2 separate regions of the Homo sapiens genome follow, and region 1 is linked to region 2. Evidence: read pairs that join two places in POLR2A ChIA-PET (ENCODE). Cell type or tissue: PC-9. All regions are shown on one strand. Each heading gives the region's core, and the rest is flanking DNA. Links, peaks and the distances in the headings are about the cores only. Region 1 has its middle 15 kb from the start of FOXO6. Region 2 overlaps CTPS1 (CTP synthase 1).

Region 1 (12,065 bases), core at 3,793-8,792, 350 kb after region 2:
TGTAGGGCTTACCTCATTAGTTTCTTGTCTCGGAGGAATTGCTGTTTTGTATTTGCCTTATGTTCAGTGTCTGAAAACTGTTGTTTCATATATTTTATCTAGGTTTTCAGTTGCTTTAGGAGAGAGGGTGAATCGACTCCCTGTTATTTCTTCTGTCCAGAAGCCCTGTAACTACATTTCCACACTTAATTATCACACATATCTTGTATATTAGGTATGATTATCCCCATTTTATAGATGAGGAAAGTTGAGTCTTAGGGATTAAGTTGTAGTATACTAGAGTTGAGAGGTAGAATAATGTAACAGATAAAAAGATGGACTGTGTGGCCAATCTGGGTTTCAGTCTCAGATTTCCCACTTCTTAGTTATGTGACCTTGTGCAAATTAACCTCTCTGTGCCTCAGTTTCCCCACCTGTAAGAATTCAGATGCTAATAATAGAAATGACCTATAGAATTGCTGGGGGAATTAAATGAGTAAATATATAACTGGCTCATAATTACTATATATTAGCTATTATTAACAGAGTGAGTAGTTAACCATCTTCAGCTGGGTGACAGGAACACCCATTTTGAACTCCAGCTCCATCACTATCTTACTCTGGAAACTTGGCCATGTGTATCAGTCAGGTTTCAATTAGAGAAACAGAACCACTAGGGGATTCTAACCTGAAACATACAGGAAAGGGAATTCTGGGAAACGTAGTTCAGCTGAGCCTAGTTGACAATTACAAAGACATCACACCATGCTACCTAGCTGCTCTGAGGGCTTATTTCCTTGTTGGTGAGATGGGACAGTAACACCTCTCTTTGGATTAAATGGGATAGAACACATGAAGCATTTGGGTCTGGCACAGGGAAGTGTTCAATAAATGGTTCTTAGCATAGCTGCTCAGGATCCCACAGATAATAACTGCCAGAGGAGTGATCTGAACTCACAGTTGTTGTCCCTAATGCCTAATGCTCCTCCCACTTCACCCTGCCACCTCCTGTGCTGGGCCTGAGAGTGTGGAAATGAGTAAGACAAGTCCCTGCTCTCAGGATCCCATATTTCAGTAGGGGGTAAGCCAGGGACACAAATAAATACAATATAGGTCAGGAAAAGGAAGGCAGACACCATTAATGGGGGATTTCTATAAGACTAGCTCTGAGCTGGATTCCCTATACAGGGGAAGGGAAGGATGCAAGGGTTGGGGGGTGAATGGTTTGCTGCATAGGTCCTCTGTGCCAGGCTCTGTAGTAGGAAGTTTACGTGATGATCACATTTAGTCTTCACAATTAAAGAATGAGCTAGATATTATCCCCGCAATACAGATAAGAGAACTGAGACCCTGAGAGATTAAGTCATTTGCCCTAGGTCACAGAGTGACCAAATGACAGAACCCCTGCATCCCAGGAGATGGCTAGAGTGCAGTGGAAGCTGCAGCTCAGGGTCTGTCCCCCGGGTCACTGCCAAAGAAGGGTACTCCCCCTGAGCTCAGAAGCCAGGGCTGGCTATTTAGCCCCCTCCCGGGCCTGCCCCTTGCACCTGTGTGTGCCCGTGGGCGGTGGGCCCGTGGTGGCTGCAGTGCCGTGGTGGTGGCAGCAGTGGCGGGCGGCAGCAGGGAGACAGTCACACCTCGCTGTTTTGTAAACTGTTTCTCACAGCTTGTTTGTTCCGGGTTAGGGCTGGAGCGGCACCGTATGGAAGTGTGACTCATTGTTTAATGTGGCAGCTCATTAGCAGAGCTTGTTGCTGCCTCTGATTTCTCTGCTCTTGCTAATTGGAGAGCCCAGTGGGGCCCTGGCTTCCCGTGAAGAACCAACCCAGCTTCCCCAGGGCTCTAGCTGGCCCTTGCCCCTCCAGGCTCCCTGAGGAGGCCACCCCATGCCTGTGGGCCCTGGGATCAGCCAGACTGGGTTCAAATCCCAGCTCATCCTGGCTGTGTAACCTGGGATAAAGCATTCCTCCTCTCTGAGCCTCAGTTTCCTTATCCACCTAATAATTGGGAAATAGCACCCACTTCCTCGGGGTAGGCTAGAGACACAGTAATAATGTGTGTAAAGTCCCCTGGTATGTATAGATGCTCAATAAGCAGTTTTGTAGTGTTATTATTATTAGGCTGAAACCTCAGAGAGCCCCTCTGTTTTGGCCTACCTGGGGCAGCCACCCAGCCCAGAGGTGCTCCAGAGGCTCAAGGTGTGAGGACCTCTTCCACTGCAGATAATCTAACACATTTCTTTCTTCCGTGCTTCACCCCTCCCAAGGCAAATCTGCCAAGGGGCCCCAAATGCCATTCCCTCTCTGTGACCCCAGAAAAGGAAGCACAGCCTGGCTTTGGAGGGCCCTGGGCCTTCCTTAAAGTGGAAGTCTGCTCCCTGGAGCTCTCCCTCAAATTTCAGCTCTCCTCTTTGAAGCCACACAGAACACATCTGTCCCCAGTGTCCCGTGACTGTCCTTTGCTATTTGAAGACAGTGATCACATCCCCTCTCCAAGTCTTCTCTCCAGGTGGAACATGTCCAGTTTCTTCAACTGTCCCTTAAATGACATAGCTCATATGCCTGCTGGACCATACCATCAGTGGTGACCTTAGAGTTGTGCAATGCCGTGACCTCATTCTGAGTCCCTTCCCCAACCTCCTCATGCTCTGAGTCTACTCCTCTTTGCTTAGGTGCCTCCTGAGATGTGCAGTCTAGAATTCAGCTCAGTCCTCTGAACACGATAGGGCAGCCCCATCTCCTACTACGTCAAGACCTGTGCTATCCAGTGATAATATAATGTGAGCCATGGGTATAATTTTAAATTTTCTAGTGGCTGCCTTAATAAAAGGAGCTGGGCATGGTGGCATGCGCCTATAATCCCAGTGCTTTGGGAGGCTGGGGTGGGAGGATTGCTGGAGCCCAGTAGTTCAAGGCTGCAGTGAGCTATGATTGTGCCACTGCACTCCAGCCTGGGCAACAGGGTGAAATACCATCTCAATAAATAAATAATAAATAAGCACCCATCTTTTTTAAAAAGTAAAAAGAAATAGGTAACATTAACTTAAAAAATATTTTCACTTAACCAAATGTAGTCAAAATGTTATTTCAGCATGTAATCAGTATCAAAAAATCATTCATGAGATACTTGAAACCTTTTTTCATACAAAATGTTCAAATCCGGTGTGTTTTTATACTTAACAGAACATCTCATTTGGACTAGCCACGTTTCAGGTGCTCGGGAACTCCACGGAATTAGTGGCTCCAGTGCTGAGCAGTGCCGTCCAGACTCTACCTTTGTTAACATGATCTGAACTGCTGTGGTGTTGTAGCTGACACATCACTCTGGTTCAGGAGGAAGGAGTCATCAAGTGCCTAAGGGCTGGGGCCTCTGGGTGGTAGGCAATCGCGACCCCAGTCTTGGTTTCATCATTAGTTCACTATGTATGTGATGTCGCTCTTCCTTTCCAGGCCTCAGCATCCTCATCTGACAATCACGAGGTGGGAAGAAGAAAGCAGCGCCTGCTCGGTGCCAGGAACCCCCCGGGGCGCTCCCCATGTGCTGTGTTACATGTTTCTTGGAAAGCCCACTGTTTTAGGTTTTCTTATCTCTGTTTCATTCCCACTTGACCCTGAGACTTCCTCCAGGGCCTTGTGGACTCATAGCTGGTGTGTTGGTTGCTTCTGCCCTCCTGGCCACCATGGATACCAGTGGGCTCAGTTTTAGGCATGCAGCCCTCAAACCTCTTCCCTTCCTTGTCATGACTCTTTCCCTAAGTCGTAGACTAAGGACAGTGATGGCAGTGTTTTGATACGTGTCTGCAGGTGGCGGGCTCCTGCTGGATGAAAACGCCTCTGCCTGCCCAGGTGTCTGGTCTGTCACTTGCAGAGCCGTCCCTTCATGGTGGTGGTTGTGAGGCCAGGTCCCAGCCCCTCCCTGTGCCTGGTACTGTTCTGCTAGAATGTATTAGAGTGAAACCCAGACATCACATTGCCCACAGCTTCCTCCCTCATTGGCTTCCTCCCCAACTCCTCACATCCAGCTTACTTCTCCTTCCTGACCACAGGCACTCGTTCCCGTCCAAGAGCCACCTGTGTGACTTTGAGAACATCACTTCACTTGACAGAATCTCCGTGTCCATGTGTGAGATAGAGGAGAATTCCACCTTCCTCCTGAGGTTGGTGAGAATGACAACTGAGACTGTGTGATATGTGATATGTGACCGTGCCTCGCTCAGTACTTGGGGTAAATGTTAACTGTGACTGAATCTTTACCAGTCATTTTAAGAACAACTTAGCCTTACTCTCCTAACCTGAACCCTCTCTGGGGCTCCTCTGTGAGCTCTGCATGGCTTTCCTCTCATTCCCCAGCCATCTGGGTCTTTCTAGACTAGCCGGGAAAGCACCCCATCACTTCTGAACAGGGAGCTAATTGGCAGATGCCCACTTCCTTCCAGGAAAAGCCACTAAATCATGGTGCTGAAGGGGAGCTTGGTGGTCATGCTGGGGATACCCCATCACCAAGACAAACCGTCTTCGAAAATAAGACAGATGTGACTTCTACTGTGAATCTGTCTTTTCTTTTTCTTTTTCTTTCTTTTTTTTTTTTTTGAGACAGTCTGACTCTGTCACCCAGACTGGAGTGCAGTGGTGCGATCTTGGCTCACTGCAAGCTCCACCTCCCGGGTTCACACAGTTCTCCTGCCTCAGCCTCCTGAGGAGCTGGGACTACAGGCGCCTGGCACCATGCCCGGCTAATTTTTGGTATTTTTAGTAGAGACGGGGTTTCACCGTGTTAGCCAGGATGGTCTCAATCTCCTGACCTCGTGATCCGCCGGCCTCGGCCTCCCAAAGTGCTGGGATTACAGGCGTGAGCCACTGCGCCCGGCCTACTGTGAATCCTTCTAAAGTCCATTATACCCTTCCCTGTGTTTCCAAAAGAAGGGTAACTGACCTGAATGTAACTTTTTCTTGGTGATTCAGGACCATCATTAGGGATCAATATTTTTATATTAAAATAGTGGAGAACACTAACCTTTGAGTGCCCATTGTATACTGGGTATCTTATGATGTCATCCAATTCTTATGCAACCCTGATATAAAGTTTGGATATTATCTCCTTTTTGCAGATTAGGAAACTGTCTCAGAGCTATTTAGAGGCCTGCCAGGGTTTCACGGTCTCATACAGAGAGGTTCAGCCCCTCTCTTCCTCTACATTGCCTTTCGAGAGCCTTGAGGTTCCATTTTGAGGGCCCCTGGCTGACTCACAGTTCTTACGTGAGCTTTACAGGTTGGCCTTGCTTGGCTGGGCGCTGGTAGTATATACTCAGGGCAGTCACTGCCTCACTTTTTGGCCTGCACTGGCCTGAGAAAGCATGTACTGTAGCATATGCTTTTAGGCCTTTGATTTCTTGACCTTTCCATGACATATGTGCTATTTACTAGTTCCTTCTTTAACCACTCTCTTCTGGTTCTCATGAGTTCACTCTTTCTGAGCTTACTGGCTGCTCCTTCCCAGAAGCTTCCAGTCTGCCCTGGTTTTGCTCCCCCTAACATCTTGGTGTTCTTCAGCAGCCCCCTTTGGCTCTCTGTTCTTTTCATATTCTGCTCCAGCATCACCCTTGGGGTCTTCACTCCCCACCAGCCATGGTTTCACCACCTCTGTGCCAAGGACTTCCAAGTTTACACCTCCTGTCCAGACCTTTGCTCAGAGTTCCAGACTGTGGCCTCATGACCACTACCATATCAACTGCCTGCCAAATGGACTTCTTCCCTGGCTGACCCACTGGCACACAAACTCAGCTCCCCCAAACTGAATCCATCATCTTCCTCTGAAGCATCCACCCCTTCTTGTGATCTCTGTCTCAGTAACCACCCCTTCCCTCTGCCCCATGCCTTATAATAATACCGGCTAATATTTCTCAAGGGCTTACAAAATGCAGCCTCTGTGCTAAGTGATTCCATGGCTCTCACTTGATCCTTAATCAATCCGGAGAGGTTGGCATTATTTGATTGTCATCCTCATTTCACAGATGAAAAGAGGGAAACAGAAGTTCCTGGCACATGGTAGGCACTTGACAAGTGCTGGTTCTTTCTATGGCTTTTTGTTTCCCAACTATCTAAATTCATAAATTAAATCCACTATTCTCTTTTTTTTTTTCTGGGTCTGTTTTTTTTTTTTAATTTTTATTTTTGGTTCTGGGGTACATGTGCAGGATGTGCAGGTTTGTTACACAGGTAAACGTGTACCATGGTGGTCTGCTGCACCTATCTATGTATTAAGCCCGCATTAGCTATTCTTCCTGATGCTCTCCCTCCTCCAATCCACCCACCGACAGGCCCCAGTGTGTGTTGTTTCCCTCCCTGTGTCCATGTGTTCTCATTGTTCAGCTCCCACTTACAAGTGAGAACATGCGGTGTTTGGTTTTCTGTTCCTGTGTTAGTTTGCTGAGGATAATGACTTCCAGCTCCATCCACGTCCCTGCCAAGGACATGATCTCATTTCTTTTTATGGCTGCATAGTATTCCATGGTGTATATGTACCACATTTTCTTTATCCAGTCTATCACTGATGGGCATTTGGGTTGATTCTAATGTCTTTGCTGCTGTAAATAGTGCTGCAATGAACATATGCGTGCATGCATCTTTGTAATAGAACGATTTCTATTCCTTCGGGTATACACCCCGTAATGGGATTGATGGGTCAAATGGTATTTCTGGTCCTAGATCTTTGAGGAATCACCACACCGTCTTCCACAATGGTTGAACTAATTTATGTTCCCACCAACCGTACACAGCAGCTGTTCCTACCTGGGACATCTCTGGGTGTCCAGCTTGCTCAGTGACTCTAGCTTGGTAAATGAATCACCCAGGCTGGCTTCTTGTTCTGAGATATCTCATCCAAAGATCTTTCCCAGCTGAACTGAGACTCTGCCTCAGGAGGCAGCTGCTGTTGGTGAAGACAGGCAATGTGCAGAGAGTTACACAGGAACCCAATATGAGGCATGCAGCCACTAAACCTGCCCTTCCTCTCTGCCACTCCTCCCTCAAGTAACACCCTCAGGCAGGTGATAGCAGTTTTCAGGGTGTTTTTTCAGGTGGTGATCTGCTAGATGAAAACTGTTCTACCTACCCAGGTGTCTGGTCTGTCACTTCAGAGCTGTCCCACCCCGATAGTGGTCGTGAAGCCAGTTCTCAGCTCTTCCCCTGTTACTATTACCACTATTGTCACTGTCATCCTCACGACAATCCTGTGAAGTAGGTTTTTTTTTTTTTTTTTTTTTTTGAGACAGAGTCTTGCTCTGTCCCCCCAGACTGGAGTGCAGTGGCATGATCTCGGCTCACTGCAATCTCTGCCTCCCGGGTTCAAGAGATTCTCATGCCTCAGCCTGCCAAGTAGCTGGGACTACAGGCACTTGCCACCATGCCTGGCTGATTTTTTTTGTAGTTTTAGTAGAGACAGGGTTTCACCATGTTGGCCAGGCTGGTCTTGAACTCCTGACCTCAAGTGATCCACCCGCCTCAGCCTCCCAAATTTCTGGGATTACAGGCGTGAGCCACTGTGCCTGGCTGAAGTAGATATTATCAATGCTACCTTATAGCTAAGAAAATTAGGGCTCAGAGAGGCAAAGTGACTTTGCCAAGGACACAGAGCTAGAGCCAGGATCTAAACCAGGCCTGTCAGGCTCAGAGTATGTATGCTTTCCACATTAAGTTTCAGGGAGTTCATTTGGTCAAGGAGAGTAAAACTAAGTTATTCTTAAACTGACTGTAAAATGTAGGCATCCAAAAAAAAATAAGTCTTGTGAAGAAAAAGTCACAATGAACATTTACCCTAAGACGAGCGTTGTGCAGACACTGGGCAAGACACGTTCACGCATAGGGCCTCACTTGTCACTCCCACCAGCCCTGTGAAGAAGGAGGAATTCTCCACCATTATCCCAGGCCTGGAAATGGAGATTCTGTCAAGTGCAGAGATTTGTTCAAAATCCCACAGGTGACAGGGGATGCCCTGGGATTGGAAGGTGAGTCTTTGAGACTCCAAGCCCAGTGCTCACTCCTCCCACAAGACTGTGGTCAGAAATGAGGAGCTATGGCAAATAAAGTGGAAGGGGGGAGGTTTGGATGACGTGGTATCTGGAGTTTTACTTTATTATTTTTTAATTTTTTATTGAAACAGGGTCTCACTCTGTTGCCCAGGCTGAAGTGCAGTGGCACAATTATGGCTCACTGCAACCTCGACCTTCTAGGCTCAGGAGATCCTCCCACTTCAGCTTCCTGAGTAGTTGGGACCACAGGTGTGTGCCACCATGCTCAGCTAATTTTTGTAGAGACAGGGTTTTGCCATGTTGCTCAGGCTGGTCTCAAACTCCTGAGCTCAAGCGATCTGCCTGTCTCAGCCTCCTGAAGCACTGGGATTACAGGTATGAGCCACTATGCCCAGCCTAGAGTTCCACTTTAATATATCTGGTAGAGCAGGAACAGGCACAAAAATCAACTTTTTTAGTTAGGGAAACTGAGGCTTAGAGAAGGACAGCTGGAAAGTAGAGATGCTGGTATTTTGCTTGAATCTGTCTGACTTTTAGGCTTTTGCTCTCTTCACCACTCCACACTGTGGTTGCCAAAGCCAGACACCTCCTCCTTCTGACAATCTCTTCTCCAAGCCACAGCCTGAGGTCCACTGGGAACTCTGGGTCTTTTTCTCTCAGGTGGAAAAGATTTGAGCCTCTTTGCCTTACAACCCCTAATAGTGTCAGGCACTGTACTAGGTAATTTACAAGCATTTATTCATTTAATTCCCATAACAAGCCTGTGAGGTAGAAACTACTATTATCCCCATTTTTATGATGAAGGATCTCATGCCTGGAGAGGCCATATGATTAGAAGTGAGGGAATGGAATTTGCATTGGAGACTGACTCCAGACCAAGTTCTTCACTGCCGGGGTTGAGTGTAGATTTCACTCTCTGAGGTATATAATGCATGAGACCTAAAGACCAGAGTCCAAAGTCCCAGCTACCCTGTCCCTATCCATGAATTCCCACCCCCTCCTAAAGACACCCCTCATGCCCATCTTAACACCATGGATTAAGTCCTACTTCAGTTAGAGACTTCCTTTGGCCACCTTCGTACCTAATCCAGCTCTCACAATTACCCTCAAGAGAGGCATTATTGCTTCCATTTTCCTGAGGAGGCAGTTGAGGCCCTAGGGTCTCACAGCGTGGGTGTCAAGCTCCGAAACCACCTGTCTCTCTCTCTAAGACTCTTGCTCTCCCTGCTGGGGAGCCATGCGGGAGCCTGGGAAATCAGCTACTCCAAATCACGATTCCTGAATTCTGCCCCTGCCCATGTGCCTGACCCCCTCCCCACACGGAGGAGGGGCATTGGCTCAGTGATGTCCAAGGCTCCCTCTTTATCTCACAGCATTGGGTGCTGTCTTCATGACTCCATCAGGGCCCAGCTCTGGCAGAGGACCAACCTCCTGAGTACATACGGCTGACCTTCAGGCAGCTCTGGCCACCCCTGTGGCTCCACAGGGGTCCCAAGTCACATCCCTTCTCAGGGGAGGCCAATTCCCCTACCTCTGATTTCTGTGGGACCCTGGGACCTTCTCCAAGGCCCTTTCCATCAGACTCCATGTCTTCCTATCCCTTGCACTCATCAGGCCTGTCCTGGGGCGGTGGAAGTCACAAGGCCAGGCTGCTGGACCACACACTTGGCACCAAGTCACTGGACTTTTCACCGAGGCTCTGGTTGGGGCACTCATTCATTAATTATTCACTCAAGTACATGCCTTCTCTAGCAACTCTTCTTTTTCCCTTCAGTATTTTTAAATTTATTATAAAAATATTCAACAATATAAAACTATATAAAGTAAAAGGGGAGGCTTTCCTCAATCCACAATATCACTCTTGATTGGAACTAACTACTCTTAACAGATTTGGGGAATCCTTCCAGAAATGTCTATATGTGTGCATATATATGTGCAAATATAATGCACATGTGTAGTATTTACAGTCATGTAATCATATGACACATGTTACCTAGCATGCAATAGGCACTGTGACTTTTCCATCACTTCCTTTCTTCCTGAGTGTTGTCTCAGAACCACCTTTCTGTGTTAGTCCATAGAAGTCTACTTTATTACTTTTGAGGGCTGCGTAGTTTTTCTCTGTGTAATTGTGCCAACAGCACAATCTCCTTCAGATGACCTTCAGTGTTTTCCTATTACAACTATGGCTGTCACTTCCTGAGTTCCTATCATGTGCCTGTCACTACGGGAGGCCCTTTATGTACTCTTTTTTTTTTTTTTGAGACAGGGTCTCGCTCTGTTGCCCAGCATGGAGTGTGCAGTGGCTCACTGCAATCGTGACCTGCTAGGCTCAAGTGATCCTCCCACTTCAGCCTTCCAAGTAGCTGGGACCACACGTGCGCACCACCAAGCCTGGCTAATTTTTGTATTTTTTGTAGAGACAGGGTTTTGCCATGTTGCCCATGCTGGTCTCGAACTCCTGAGCTCAAGGGATCCACCTGCCCCAGCTTCCCAAAGTGCTGGGATTACAGGTGTGAGCCACTGTGCCTGGCCTACATACATTTTTTTAATGATATGGCATTCTTATTCTTGGATACTTCATGCCCAGCATATAATAGGTGCTCAGGAAATTACTGGAAGACCTAGCTCAAATGTTTCACCTCTGTGAAGCCTCTTATATTCCCTTTCCCTGTTCCCTCCCATCTCCCATTCAGGTCCTGCACTGGGCCTGACAGAGGAATGAGCAAGGCAAAGACCCTGGCTAGAGAAACTCACAGACTATAAACAGGCCTGGAAACAGAAAATTACAGCAGAGAATGGGAACAAGAAGCATACACCAGGAACATAGGAAGACTGACTGATACATTTGTGATGGTTTCTCGTATGTGTTAGCTTGACTGGGCCAAGGGGTGCCCAGATGAGATGTTATTTCTGGGCGTGTCTGTGAGGGTGTTTCCAGATGAGATTAGCCTCTGAGTTAGTGGACTCGGTAAAGTAGATTGAGCTCCCGAATGTAGGTGGGCATCATCCAAACTGTTGCAGGCCTGATTAGAACAAAGAGGAGGGAAGGAGAGGATTTGTCTCCTTCCTGCCTGCCTGCTGCTTGAGCTGGGACATCGGTCTTCTCCTGCCCTTGGACTGGCATTTATACCAGCAGTTCCCCTGGTTCTCAGGCACTTGGGGTTGGGCTGGAAACAATATCACTGGCTCTCCTGGACCTCCAGCTTGCAAGGGCAGACTGTGGAACTTTTTAGCCTCCATAACTTCTCAGTCTCCATAATTGTGTGAGCCAGTTTCCTCATTATCTATCTATCTATCTATCTATCTATCTATCTATCTATCTATCTATCATCTATCTATCTATCTATTCATCAATCAATCTGTTTAATCTATCTCCAGTTGGCTCTGTTTCTCTGGAGAAACCTAAGGCATCATCCAAAGTGATCCAAGGAGGCTTCTTAGAAGAGGTGACAGACAAGCTGACTTTCAAAGGCGTTGGTCAGGGATGTGAGAAAGCTGCCTGAGTTCTGTCTCACCCTGTATGTGGATTGACTTCCTGTATCTGTACTACTTTTCCTCCCTCATCATTTATGCCTCTACTTCCATAAAAAGGGATTTGGGTAGATTCTGATTTTTATAAAATGACACATACAATAAAAATACAACCATTAAGTAAGGAAAAGAAGTAAGAACTTTGTAATACAACGGGAAAAGAGAATGAACTACAAACCTACACTTAGAATAGTTCCTGTGTTTGATACAAGATTTAACTCTGTGCTTCCCAGCAGGCAAGAAGGTAGCATATCTGCACACATTGCAATGTGGGGACGGAGGGCCCATCCAGTGACATCAGGAGAGCGCTTGCTCACCCACCCCCTCTCTATTGATTTGTTCACTGTGTTAATGGCTCCCTTTTGTGTTTGGCTGGTCAGTGTTTTGAATTGGTCTTTAATTATATCTCATGCAAATGACTAAGGCATATGGAGAGGTTGTGGAGCCAAAAGTTTAGAAGCACCTATTATGTGCCACTCCTACTACTCTTCTCTGCAACATAAATAGAGGAAACTGAGGCTCGGAG
Region 2 (12,065 bases), core at 188-5,187:
TCTTAGTGTTTTTGTTACTGTACCTATGATGCAGGAAATCCAAAATTTGGAACCTGTAATGTATCTAAGTGTGGTGCTTAGTATGGAAATTCTAGTGGTGATACATTGAGCATGTAGCTTTGGCCAGGTTTTAGATATTTCTGGCCTAGCAAGTGAAGGAAATTCAATTCTGTAGCAGAATAGGTTGTCATTAAAATTGTTCAATTTTTTTTTTTTTTTTTTTTTTAATTGAGACAGAGTCTCGCTGTGTCGCCCAGGCTGGAGTGCAGTGGCGCGATCTTTTTGGCTCACTGTGACCTCCACCTCCCAGGTTCAAGCGATTCTCCTACCTCAGCTTCCCGAGTAGCTTGGATTACAGGTGTGCACCACCACTCCTGGCTAATTTTTGTATTTTTAGTAGAGATGGGGTTTCATTATGTTGGCCAGGCTGGTCTCAAAGTCCTGACCTCAGGTGATCCACCTGCCTCAGCCTCCCAAAGTGCTGGGATTACAGGTGTGAGGGCGCCCGGCCTTAAAAATATTCACTATTAAAAATGTAACAAGTATTTCCACATTTAAGTTTAAGTTTCAGATTTTTTGCTTTTTTTTTGAGATGGAGTTTTCACTTTTTCATCCAGGCTGGAGTGAAGTGGAGCAATCTCAGCTCAGTGGAACCTCCACCTGCTGGGTTCAAGTGATTCTCCTGCCTCAGCCTCCCGAATAGCTGGGATTATAGGCACCTGCCACGATGCCGAGCTAATTTTTGTATTTTTAGTAGAAATGGTGTTTTGCCATGCGGGCCAAGTTGGTCTGGAACTCCTGACCTCAGGTGAGCCACCCGTCTTGGCCTCCCAAAGTGCTAGGATTACAGGTGTGAGCTACCACGCCTGGCCTTGCCTTTTTTTTTTAAGAGACAAGGTCTTGCTGTGTCACCCTGACTAGAGTGCAGTGGTGCTGTCACAGCTCACTGCAGCCTGGGCTTAAACAGCCCTCCTGCCTCAGCCTCCTGAGTAGCTAGTACCTTAGGCGGACGCTACCATGTTCAGCTGTTTTATTTTTTGTAGAGATGAGGTCTTGCTATGGTTGCCCAGGCTGGTCTTGAACTCTTTGGGCTCAGGCAGTCTTCTTGCTTCAGTCTTCCAAAATGTTGAGATTACAGGCGTGAGCCGGCAATGCCCAGCCTTACTTACTCTTTTAATTGGAATGTTTATCTTACTGAGTTGACTTGATATAGTCTGAATACAAGTCTTTCATCAGGTATGTGATTTTCACATATTTTCTCCCTATCTGTGCCTTGTCTTTTCATTTTCTTCTCTCTTTTTTTTTTTTTTTTTTTTTTGAGATGGAGTCTTGATCTGTTGCTCAGACTGTAGTGCAGTGGCATGATCTTGGCTCACTGCCATCTCTGTCTCCCGTGTTCAAGCGATTCTCCTGCCTCAGCCTCCTGAGTAGCTGGGGCTACAGGCATGCACCACCACACCTGGCTAATTTTTGTATTTTTAGTAGAGACGGGGTTTTGCCAAGTTGGCCAGGCTGGTTGCGAACTCCTGACCTCAGGTGATCTGCCTGCCTCGGCCTCCCAAAGTGCTGGGATTACAGGTGTGAGCCACCGCACCTGGCCTTCATTTTCTTAATAGTGTCTTTTAGAGCACAGACACTTTTAAATTTCGATGAAGTCCAATCTGTTTTTTTCTTTTATGGATTGTGCTTTCACTGTCGTGTCTAAGAACTCCTTGCTCTTAACCAAGGTCATGAAGATTTTCTTGTAAAAGTTAGTTTTAGGTCTTACATGATCCATTCTAGGTTAACTTTTGTGTGTAGTGTGAGGTAAGGGTTGAAATTTTTACATGTGGATATCTACTTGCCTCAGCCCCATTTGTTGAAAAGACTATCCTTGGATACTATTCTGTACTTTTTAAAAATAAAGGTACATTATAGATTTACTAATCTTCATAAAGTTGTTTAGACTTATTTATAGCTATTCATAATTTTTATTACTACCGTGTATTTTTAAAAATTATATTTTCTGATTAGATAATACCCCATGTGTAGGAGACCCTGCTGACCTCTGTCCATTCATCTACAGCCTAGCAACCTTACTAAAATTCTATTAGTACTGATTGTTTACCTGTAAATTCTTTTGGTTTTTATGGATAAGCAGTGATATTGTATGCATTATTCAGTGGCAACCGCTTCTTGTTTTCTGGTTCATTTTTTTTTCTTATCTAATGATAATGGCTAATATCTTCAGTACATCATTGAATAGAAGTACTGAAAGTGGCCATTCTGGCCTTGTTCTGGACTTTAAATAGTAAACATTAATATTAAACCATGTGATGTTTACTGTGGGTTTTTTATATTGCCAAATTTTCCCTAATCTTAATTTACCAATAATTTTTATTATGAATTTGGTTTTGAATTTTTATCAAGTCTACATCTACTGAGGGAATTGTTTTCCTCCTTAATCTGTTTTCTATTTATGTGGTGAATTCCACTGTTAAATTTCCTAACACAGTAGTTCTCAAACTTGACTGCACACTGGAATCACTTGGGGAGCTTTAAAAATACTGATGCCTGCCTCCTACCCCACAAGATCCTAATTCAAGTGGTCTGGGGTGCAGCATGGGCTTTTGACCTTTTATAAGCTCTGAATGATTCCAATATGCAGCTGAGTTTGAGAACCACTGTTCCTAGTTAAGCCATTCATAGGTTCGTGGACATGATTTTTTTAAAGCTACATTTGTGATTTGGATCATGAATTATTATTATTATTATTTTTAAGACAGGTTCTGGCTCTGTTGCCCAGGCTGGAGTACAGTGATGCGATCTTGGCTCACTGCAACCTCCAACTCCCAGGCTCAAGTGATCCTCCCACCTCAGCCTCCCGAGTAGCTGGGACCATGGGCACATGCCACCACACCCAGCTAATTTTTTGGGTGTTTTTTTTTTTTTTTGAGACAGAGTCTCACTCTGTCACCCAGACTGGAGTGCAGTGGCACAATCTCAGCTCACTACAGCTTCAAGCTCCCAGGCTCAAGTGATTCTCCCACCTCAGCTACCCCCCAGTTAGCTGAGACTACATGCACATGCCCACCATGCCTGGCTAAATTTTGTATTTTTTTGTAGAGACAGTGTTTTACCATATTGCCCAGTCTGGTCTTGAACTCCTGAGCTCGAGCAATCCTCCTGCCATGGCCTCCCAAAGTACTAGGATTATAAGCATAAGCCACCTTGCCCAGCCATGAATTTTTTTTAAAGGACTTTTGCATCCATGTTCATAATAGATTGGCCACTAATTTTCTATTCTATTCTTGAGTCTGTTTTAGTAGTTTATCTAGAAAATTGTCCTTTTTTCTGTTTTCAAATACATAATATTTTTACAAGGTCACGTAGCTAGTAGGAGGCTGTAAGCCTGGTGAGTTTTTGCTTTTATTTAATAACTTGCTTTTTTCTAAACAGGTGATCTGTGTCCACGATGTCTCATCCATCTACCGAGTCCCCTTGTTGTTAGAGGAGCAAGGGGTTGTAGATTATTTTCTTCGAAGACTTGACCTTCCTATTGAGAGGCAGCCAAGAAAAATGCTGATGAAATGGAAAGAGATGGCTGACAGGTTTGCCTGCAATGAGGAGCTGGGAGTGCTAGCCTCCTTTACTCTTTTGTAGGGCTGGTGAAGCCGACTCTAGCCCTAGCACTTTTGTACTTTTGCACTTCTGCCATCCACTCATTAGAAGAGCCTTTGTAGTAAGAGATGTTCAGAAAGGATCTTAGCTGTCACGTAGCTGTGGCACAGATGAGGAGATCCTGATAGGGCCAGGCCAGGTGCCGGGCCTCCAGACAATGAGTTCGGGTTATGTCTTAACACGCTTGTCTCTTACCAACTAGATCAGTGCAGATGGGCGTCCTGGTGGCAGCGGGTGAGTGTGCATATCCAAAGCCCACACGAATGGCTGACAGTGGCTGGAGCACTCCTGGGTACCACTCCAGAGTTCTGAGCTGTGTTTGGGAATGTGTCTCACCCCACACCAGAAAGGGATCACATTAGGACGGGGATGTGTTGCTGCCTACTCCACTACATCCTTTTAAGGCTCGGTGATGCTGTCACATTCCTTCAGAAATCTTCACTTCGTGTCTTAGAGCAATGGGCAGGCCTTATCTTAGTTGCAAGATCAATATGATGGCCTAGAAGCATTTGGAGAGGGCATACTCATTCCGTTGCTCTGTGAGAATCATTTTTCATTTCAACATTTTCCTTTCAGTCTTTGTCTGCTTACATATAGCTATCAGAATGGCAGTTTTATCATCCTTTTTCATAAAACATTATAAGCATTTTGCTCTGTTATTATATTTTACAATGAAAACTTTTAATGAGTGTGGACTTTTCTATTTTGTGAATGTCCCATAATTTGTTTGACACTTGCCTTCACCCCATTAATTCTTGTGAATTGTCTATGTCTGTTATTTTTTTTGGTCTTTGGTATGAAAAAAATTTTTTGTAGGCAAATTTGTGTGAGACGTTGAAACTCTTTGTAAGTTTCAAAACAAAAACAAAAAAAAAATTTTTCTTTACAAAGCCTGCCATGTTGATCTGAAAATTACTTCCTCTTTACTGGTCTGTACACAGAACTCAGATAATAGCTATTCCCGTTATATTCTTCCCAGGTGTGTTTTTGTTGTTTTTTGTGGGGGTTTTTTGAGGCAGGGTCTCACACTGTTGCCCAGGCTGTAGTGCAGTGGTGCAGTCAGCTCACTGTAACCTCCAACTCCTGGGCTCAAGATCCCCCCGCCTCAGCCTTTCAAAGTGCTGGGATTATAGGATTATGGGCGTGAGCTCATCCTGGCCAGACGTGGTTTTTTTTCCCTTGAAATAGCTATTTTGGTCTCATGATAGCGTGTACCTTCTGAGTAATTGGGTTTTTCTTGACGTTTATTTGATAGATATGATCGCTTGCTGGAGACCTGCTCTATTGCCCTTGTGGGCAAATACACGAAGTTCTCAGACTCCTATGCCTCTGTCATTAAGGCTCTGGAGCATTCTGCACTGGCCATCAACCACAAATTGGAAATCAAGGTAAGGAGGGTGGCACAGGTACAGCCAAAGGATGAGCAGGGAAGCAGTCTGTAGTCTCGTAGGTGCTGTGTCATATCTGCTTTCTGTTTGGAGCTCAGAATTACTTTTTAAGGAATTACTTTTTAAGGATTAAAAAGATTTGTGGTTGCTTCGTGGCTTTGAGAAGACAGTAGAGCATTTTCAGGAATTAATGAAGGGGAGAGATGGCTAGAGGAGAGGGTGAGAGAGACTTGAGTTCTTGGCTATGACTATCAGGTAACCAAATAAAATGCCCTGTGGAAATGGGGACCACTGATGGACCACAGGCATGCTGCACAGTTGATAGCTGGAGGCTCTTGGAGACTTTGTTGGCATGTGGGCTGCCTTTCCTAACCTGTGCTTATCACTTATTGCAGAGTGGGAATGACAGTATTGACCTCACGGAGCTGTGAGGTTTCTCTGGGATGCAGGGCAGGCACTCAGTAAATGGTAGTTACTGTGTTCTGGTCTGTGCCATGGCGGGCAGCAGCTGAGCTGGTGGAATGGTGGGGCATGGCCCTGCTTGTCTGTGGGTGGCAGTAGAGTGTCATGGTTAAGAGCATGGATGCCGTGGCTAGGCGCGTTGGCTCATGCCTGTAATCCCAGCACTTTGGGAGGCCGAGGTGGGCAGATCACGAGGTCAGGAGATTGAGACCGTTCTGGCTAACACGGTGAAACCCTGTCTCTACTTACAATACAAAACATTAGCCAGGCATGGTGGCATGTGCCTGTAGTCCTAGCTACTTGGGAGGCTGAGGCAGGAGAATTGCTTGAACCTGGGAGGTGGAGGTTGCAGTGAGCCGAGATTGCACCTCTGCACTCCAGCCTGGGCAACAGAGTGAGACTCTGTCTAAAAAAAAAAAAAAAAAAAAAAAAAACATGGATGCCTGAGCCCGGTGACCAGGGCTCAGATTCTAGCTCTGTCATCTACAAGCGGTGAGACCTAGACAACTTACTTAACCCTCTTTGTGCCTCAGTTTCCACATTGTTAAAAAGGGATGGTGATGGTGCCTTCCTCCTAGGGTTGTTGTAAGAAGTTCATGAATACAAAGTGCTGAGAATTATGCCTGGCATATGGTAAGCACTATGTCAGCTGTCGTTAAACCCTCCCTTCTGCCTGTCCCCTTTATTCCTTTTCTTCCTGGCCCATCAGCTGAAGCTTTTCAGGAAGAGATGAAGGTCAGAGGTAAAGTTGGGGCTCAGTGCTGAGGTTGTTAAACAGGCCCCATGTAGCTGTCCCCACATTGGGGTTTGCTTTCTACTTCCCAGGTGTTTCTCAGCGTGAGAGTTTAGTTTGCTTTGTGCTGCTGGACAGGTTCCTGCAGAATGGCCTGTTGTACGAGTTTTAAGAATTTAAATCCCATTACACAGCCCTGACTTCTTATTTGCTAGTTCTTTCCATCATTCATTTATTTTATCCACTTGGAGTTAGTCTGTGGCTGCCATGTGTTTGTCAGGTGGCAGAGGATGAGAGATGGATGAAAAGGCAACGGTCTCCGCCTTTAAGGAATATTGAGTCTCTTAGGAAGGAAGGAGCACATAGGAGAGGCTGAACCTGCTGTGGCAGACACATGAGGAAGGCAGACTTCCTCATGGAGGGACACCAGGTTGGGTTGGGTAGGATGGAGAAGGCTCGGAAGGGGCATTCCTGTTAGAATAGATAGAGCACGTCCAAGGGCTTGGAGATGTGGAGCAGTTGGAAACACTGTGGATGGAAATTGTGAATTGGAGGCTGTCTGGAGACAGGCTGGTGAGGGCCTGCCCACAATTCCATGAACTGGGCCAAATCTGGGTCTTACCCTGAGGTTCAGGAAACTAACTGCAGGGTTTAGGTAGGAGATTGTAGAAAAGTGGTGAACACCCTAATTTAAAAAGTGGGCACGAGATTTGAACAGACACTTCCAAAAAAAGATGTAGGTGATAAACACGAAAAGGTGCTCAACACCTCTAGTTAGGGAAATCAGTGCAGATGAAGTCACAATGAGATAGTGACACAAACCCCCTAGAGCGGCTGAGTGTTAGAGAGGCTGTGGAGCTCTTACCTTGCTGCCGGGAGTGTAAAATGGCACCACCACACTAGAAAACAGTCTGGTAGTTTCTTATCAAGGTAGAGACGTGTGATCCAATAAGTCCATTCCCAGATACTCACTTGAGAGACTTGAAAACGTCCACAAAAAAAGATTTTTATTCAAATGGACAAATTATTCGTAATAGCTGAAATCTCGAAACAACCCAAATATTTATAGCCTGTCAATGGATCAATTTGTAATGGTTTATTTATATAGTAGAAACCACTCAGCAATGAAAAGGAAGAAACCAGGCTGAACACTGACTGGCTCAAGCCCATAATCCCAACACTTAGGGAGGCTCTGCTGTGGGAGGATCGCCTAAGACCAGTAGTTCGAGAGCAGCCTGGTCAACATAGCGAGACCCCCGTCTCTGCAAAAAAAAGTTAAAAAAGAAAAGGAACAAACAACTGATAAACACAGCAACATGGATGAACTTCAAAAACACTAAGCAAAAGAAGCCAGACACAAAAGGTTATATACTATTTGGCTCCATTTATATGATGTTCTATAAGAGGCAAAACGAATCTGTGATGATAGAAATTGGATCTGAGGTTGTTTGGGGTAGGAGGTAGAGGGGCACATTCTGGGAAGATGGTAACTTATGTTTTGTTTTGTTTTGTTTTGTTTTGTTTTGTTTTGTTTTGTTTGAGATGGAGTCTCGCTCTGTCACCCAGGCTGGAGTGCAGTGGCATGATCCCAGTTCACTGCAACCTCTGCCTTCCAGGTTCAAGCAGTTCTCCTGCCTCAGCCTCTTGGGTAGCTGGGACTACAGGTGCATGCCACCACACCCAGCTATTTTTTTTTTTTTTTTGTATTTTTAGTAGAGATGGGGTTTCACCATGTTTGCCAGGCTAGTCTCGAACTCCTGACCTCAAGTGATCCACCCGCCTCGGCCTTCCAAAGTGCTGGGATTATAGGTGTGAGCCACCACGCCCGGCTCATTCTATATCTTGGTGTGTATGTTTGACAAAACTCTTCAAAGTATGCACTTAAAATGCTTGTATTTTATTGTATGTGAATTATGCTTCAATATGGTAGAAAGAAAAAGAAAAAACCCACAAAAGCTGGGCGGAAGATGGGCTGAGGAGGCTGTCATTGAACAGAAAGCCCTCTAGAGTCTGCTGCAGAGGCTTAGCTGAGACCCGATCCTGAACACAGTAGAGTGCAGAAAGAGAGAGATTTGGGAATTTAATGATTTTGAAGGAAACTGTTGTATTTTAAAACCTCATATTTAAAAAATGTTTAAGTTATTAAATATATTAAGTTGATCACTTTAAAGCCAGTATTAAGATGATCACTTTAAAGCCAGAATCAAGAAAGACAACTTTGATAAAATGATAATATTATTTAAAAATTAAGAACGCACAGCCTGGGGTCACGAGCCTGCTTTTCTCCCCTGTCTGAATAACATCCAGTACATAGATTCTGCGGACTTGGAGCCCATCACCTCGCAAGAAGAGCCCGTGCGCTACCACGAAGCTTGGCAGAAGCTCTGTAGTGCTCAGTGAGTAGAGTTCGCTGCCTTGGGTTTCCAGAGTTCTTTTGGTTTGTTTTAATGAAAAAGTCCTCTTGTTTTCATGTGCCAGTAGTAGGTAATTGACTTGTTAAAATATTTTTTAATTGTTGAAAAGACTACATGCCATCTGATTTAATCCTTAAAAAATGCAGCTTGTCAATATCATTGGATCTGAAAAGCTGCTCTGATTTTGATATTGTTTGCCATATGCATCTATTGATGAGGCTCATTTAAGGATTTTTCATCCAGAACATTTGATGAGTACCCATCAGTAGAGTCTCATCAGTTGTTTTGGCAGCTGTTATTTATAATAGTAAAACATTAGCAAGAATTTCTGGTTCACTAGAACAGTTGAATATTACGGAGGTGTACACCTTCTTCTGAGTGTCTTGGTCAGTACGGCACACAGAGCTGATGAAGAAAGGCCCCCTTAGGGGAGCATTTTAAGCCAAGAGGTAAGATAAATTGTTAATATTAATATATGTATTTAAAATTTTGGGCTGGGCACAGTGGCTCATGCCTGTAATCCTAAAACTTTGAGAGGCTGAGGTGGGAGGATTGCTTGAGCCCAAGAGTTCAAGACCAGCCCAGGCAACATAGGGAGACCCTGTTTCTACAACAAAAACAACAAAACCAGCTGGGTGTGGTCCCAGCTCCTTGGGAGATCAAGGCTGCAGTGAGCTGTGATCACACCACTGCACTCCAGCCTGGGTAACAGTGTGAGACCCTGTCTCAAGAAAAAAAAATTGTGAACAACTCAGTACCAAAGATAGTGCAGTGGCAGTATTACAATTATGTATACTATCTTTTTCACTTGCAATAAGCATGTTCTTAAGTTACTAAGAAAAGTCCATAGTTTCATATGCAGTTTCTAAGTTGATAGTGTTTACATACAATTCATTGTCACAGTAGCACAATGTATGGGGTTAATTCATGGCTTCAGTGTCTTGGTAATGGCCCGTTAGGCGATTATTGCAAGTTGGACTGGTAGAAAAGGGGAATTGCCTTTGTGGTTTGTTCTTTTGTGCAGTGGAGTGCTGGTTCCAGGAGGATTTGGTGTTCGAGGAACAGAAGGAAAAATCCAAGCAATTGCCTGGGCTCGGAATCAGAAAAAGCCTTTTTTGGGTAAGGAGCTCTGCAGTGCAGTCTTCACTTAAGAGTAGGAAAGAGTGGGGAACGGTGCCACGTGGGAGCCTATGAACAAAGTGGGGGGATTACTGAAACATGCTGTCTTTGTGGATAGGAGCTCAAGTAGAAGCCTTCATGTTTTCTCTTTAGAGACAAATTCAGTCTTGGAAAGCTTATTTATGCTTATGAGCTACATGTAGATGTCGTGGAATTTTGAGAGAATGAATTGTGAATTCCTGTCCATTTAATGAACCCAGCTGTTTGTAGCACACGTGAGGTTGAGTTTTATATCTGCTCACTTGGCACAACAGCTGACTGTAATTGGACAAAATGATTTTGCATGCCTCCTGGTGCTGTACATTTTAGTAATTTTCAACTTGAACAATTATAAATAAAAACTTAATGAGAGAGGGTAAGAAAACTTGAATTTTAAAGTACTGAGGCTAGGCACGGTGGTTCACACCTGTAAACCCAACACTTGTGGAGGCTGAGGCAGGAGGGTTGCTGGATCCCAGAAATTTGAGGCTGTAGTGAGCCAAGATCTCTCCACTGCACTCCAGAGTGGGCAACAGCAAGACCCTGTCTGGGGGGAAAAAAGTACTGAATAGAATATCACTTACTTCTAAAATCGGATAACTTTGCAAATCTAGAATTTTCATCTACTTTACATGCAGTTTTTGAAATCTAATACAAGTAAAGTGTAACAGCAGAGAGTACTTGTTCATAGCAGGAAGTTATGAGTTTGCAATTATAATTCTCCAAATAAAGGACACAAAGGCCATTGCAGAGGCTGCTGGGAAAAGTAGGAGCTGCCTTTTCAATGGAGTTTTGTTTGTTTTTTCCCCCCGACTGGAAGGCGTGTGCTTAGGGATGCAGTTGGCAGTGGTTGAATTCTCAAGAAACGTGCTGGGATGGCAAGGTAAGCGTGCATTAAGACACTCATTCAATTCCCGCTTGTGTATTTCTGGAGGATATGAGGCCTGTTGCCGCCTGGGTGATCAGGAGCTTTGGAGAAGGGCAGGCCTGGGTTCCTAGCACCTCATGGTGTGCCGTAAGGGAGCTGCCTTGCCTCTTGAGGAACAGCACGGCTCCTCCATGCAGGAAGGAGGGAGCACAGCCAGACTCCCTCCTTTGCCTTCTGCCTCTGTGTTCCTGTTCTTGAGATTCTGTCACTTTGATCACCGTGGCCACCATCCTGAAGCTGGTGCCTGGTGTGAAGTCCTTGTCCTAAGTGAGGCTTGGGCAGTTATTATGAGAACCTGGGCTCTGGAGCTATTGAAACTGGGCTCAGATTCCAACCTTACCGCTTATGGGTGATTTTAAGCAATTTACTTAGCCTTTATGGGCCTCCGTTTTTTCTGTAAAATGGGAGTAATAAAGGTACGTACTTCACATGATTAAGGGAGATAATGTATGTAAATAGTCTCTAGTAGTGCCTGGAAAATAGGGAAATGCTCAGATAATATCAGCTCTTCGCCTAGCTGTGTATTACTATGTGACAGACCTCCCTAAAGCTCAGTGGCTCCCAACAGCAGTGACTTCTCATCTCAGTATTCTGTGGTTTGGCTCAGTGCCTGGGTTTCAGCTGCACGTGGTGTACTATCTGAGATGGCACACTCCTGCCTTGTGTTCAGCTGTGAGCTCGGCCCAGCCGGGACGTCAAGATGCTGTCTCCACCTAGTGGCTCATCATTCATTAATCCAGCCCAAGCTTCCTCACACAGGGTGGGCAGCTGGACTCCAAAATGACAGGCCTGTTATGCAGGCACTTATCAGGCCTGCTGATGTCCCGTTGGCCAAAACAAGTCACGTGGCCAAGCCCCGAGCCGGCAGGGGAGGAGAACACACATGGGTGTGAAGACTGAGCATGCTGCACTGGGGCCACCCTGGAATGGTCCACCACAGCCCATTTATTCTCTGTAGCCCACCCGACAAATACTAGATTTTCAGAAAGACCTTGTAAATTCTGTGGAAAATAAAGTAACCTGAAGGAATGTAAAAGCAGTTTGACTTTATAAAGAACAAGTGACTCTGGTGGCCAGCATATGGTTTAGGGCTGGGTTTCATTCACCCTTTCCCTGAGAGGCTGCTTCACAGTGACCTGGCGGTGTGGCTTAGTTTGGTAGACAGCATGCCCTTGAGTGCTGGCTTCTGAGTCCTGAGAGGCACTGTCTTATCACCCGCCACCCCAGAGCTGGCTTTCTGGTCTCCCTGGATCCTTCACAGCCCCAGACCTCTGCCTCTCACTTAGGTTCCCAAATGGGTAGGTGCTTTGGTGATGAGCTTA

The links. Peaks named below come from ENCODE experiments on the same cell type or tissue, not always from the same donor. Only the 100,000 strongest peaks of a DNase experiment are listed, where the experiment ranks them.
Region 1: POLR2A ChIA-PET joins it to region 2 with 6 read pairs; 2 of 35 experiments call an interaction of 5 or more read pairs at or near these places.

The regions. Positions count from the first base shown.
Region 1 is chr1:41,340,575-41,352,639 of GRCh38, forward strand. No RefSeq gene overlaps it. Among named protein-coding and RNA genes, the nearest start is that of FOXO6, 15 kb to the right of the region's middle. RefSeq lists an enhancer at 3,886-3,945. In PC-9, for the core only: no CTCF peak of the experiment used is centred there; a DNase peak (open chromatin) is centred at 6,897; H3K27ac peaks cover 437 bases.
Region 2 is chr1:40,992,479-41,004,543 of GRCh38, forward strand. CTPS1 (CTP synthase 1) reads left to right here. Exons shown (of 19, transcript NM_001905.4): 8 at 3,439-3,590; 9 at 4,916-5,048; 10 at 8,551-8,639; 11 at 9,682-9,776; 12 at 10,636-10,698. Among named protein-coding and RNA genes, the nearest start is that of SLFNL1-AS1, 16 kb to the right of the region's middle. RefSeq lists an enhancer at 11,513-11,662. In PC-9, for the core only: no CTCF peak of the experiment used is centred there; no DNase peak of the experiment used is centred there.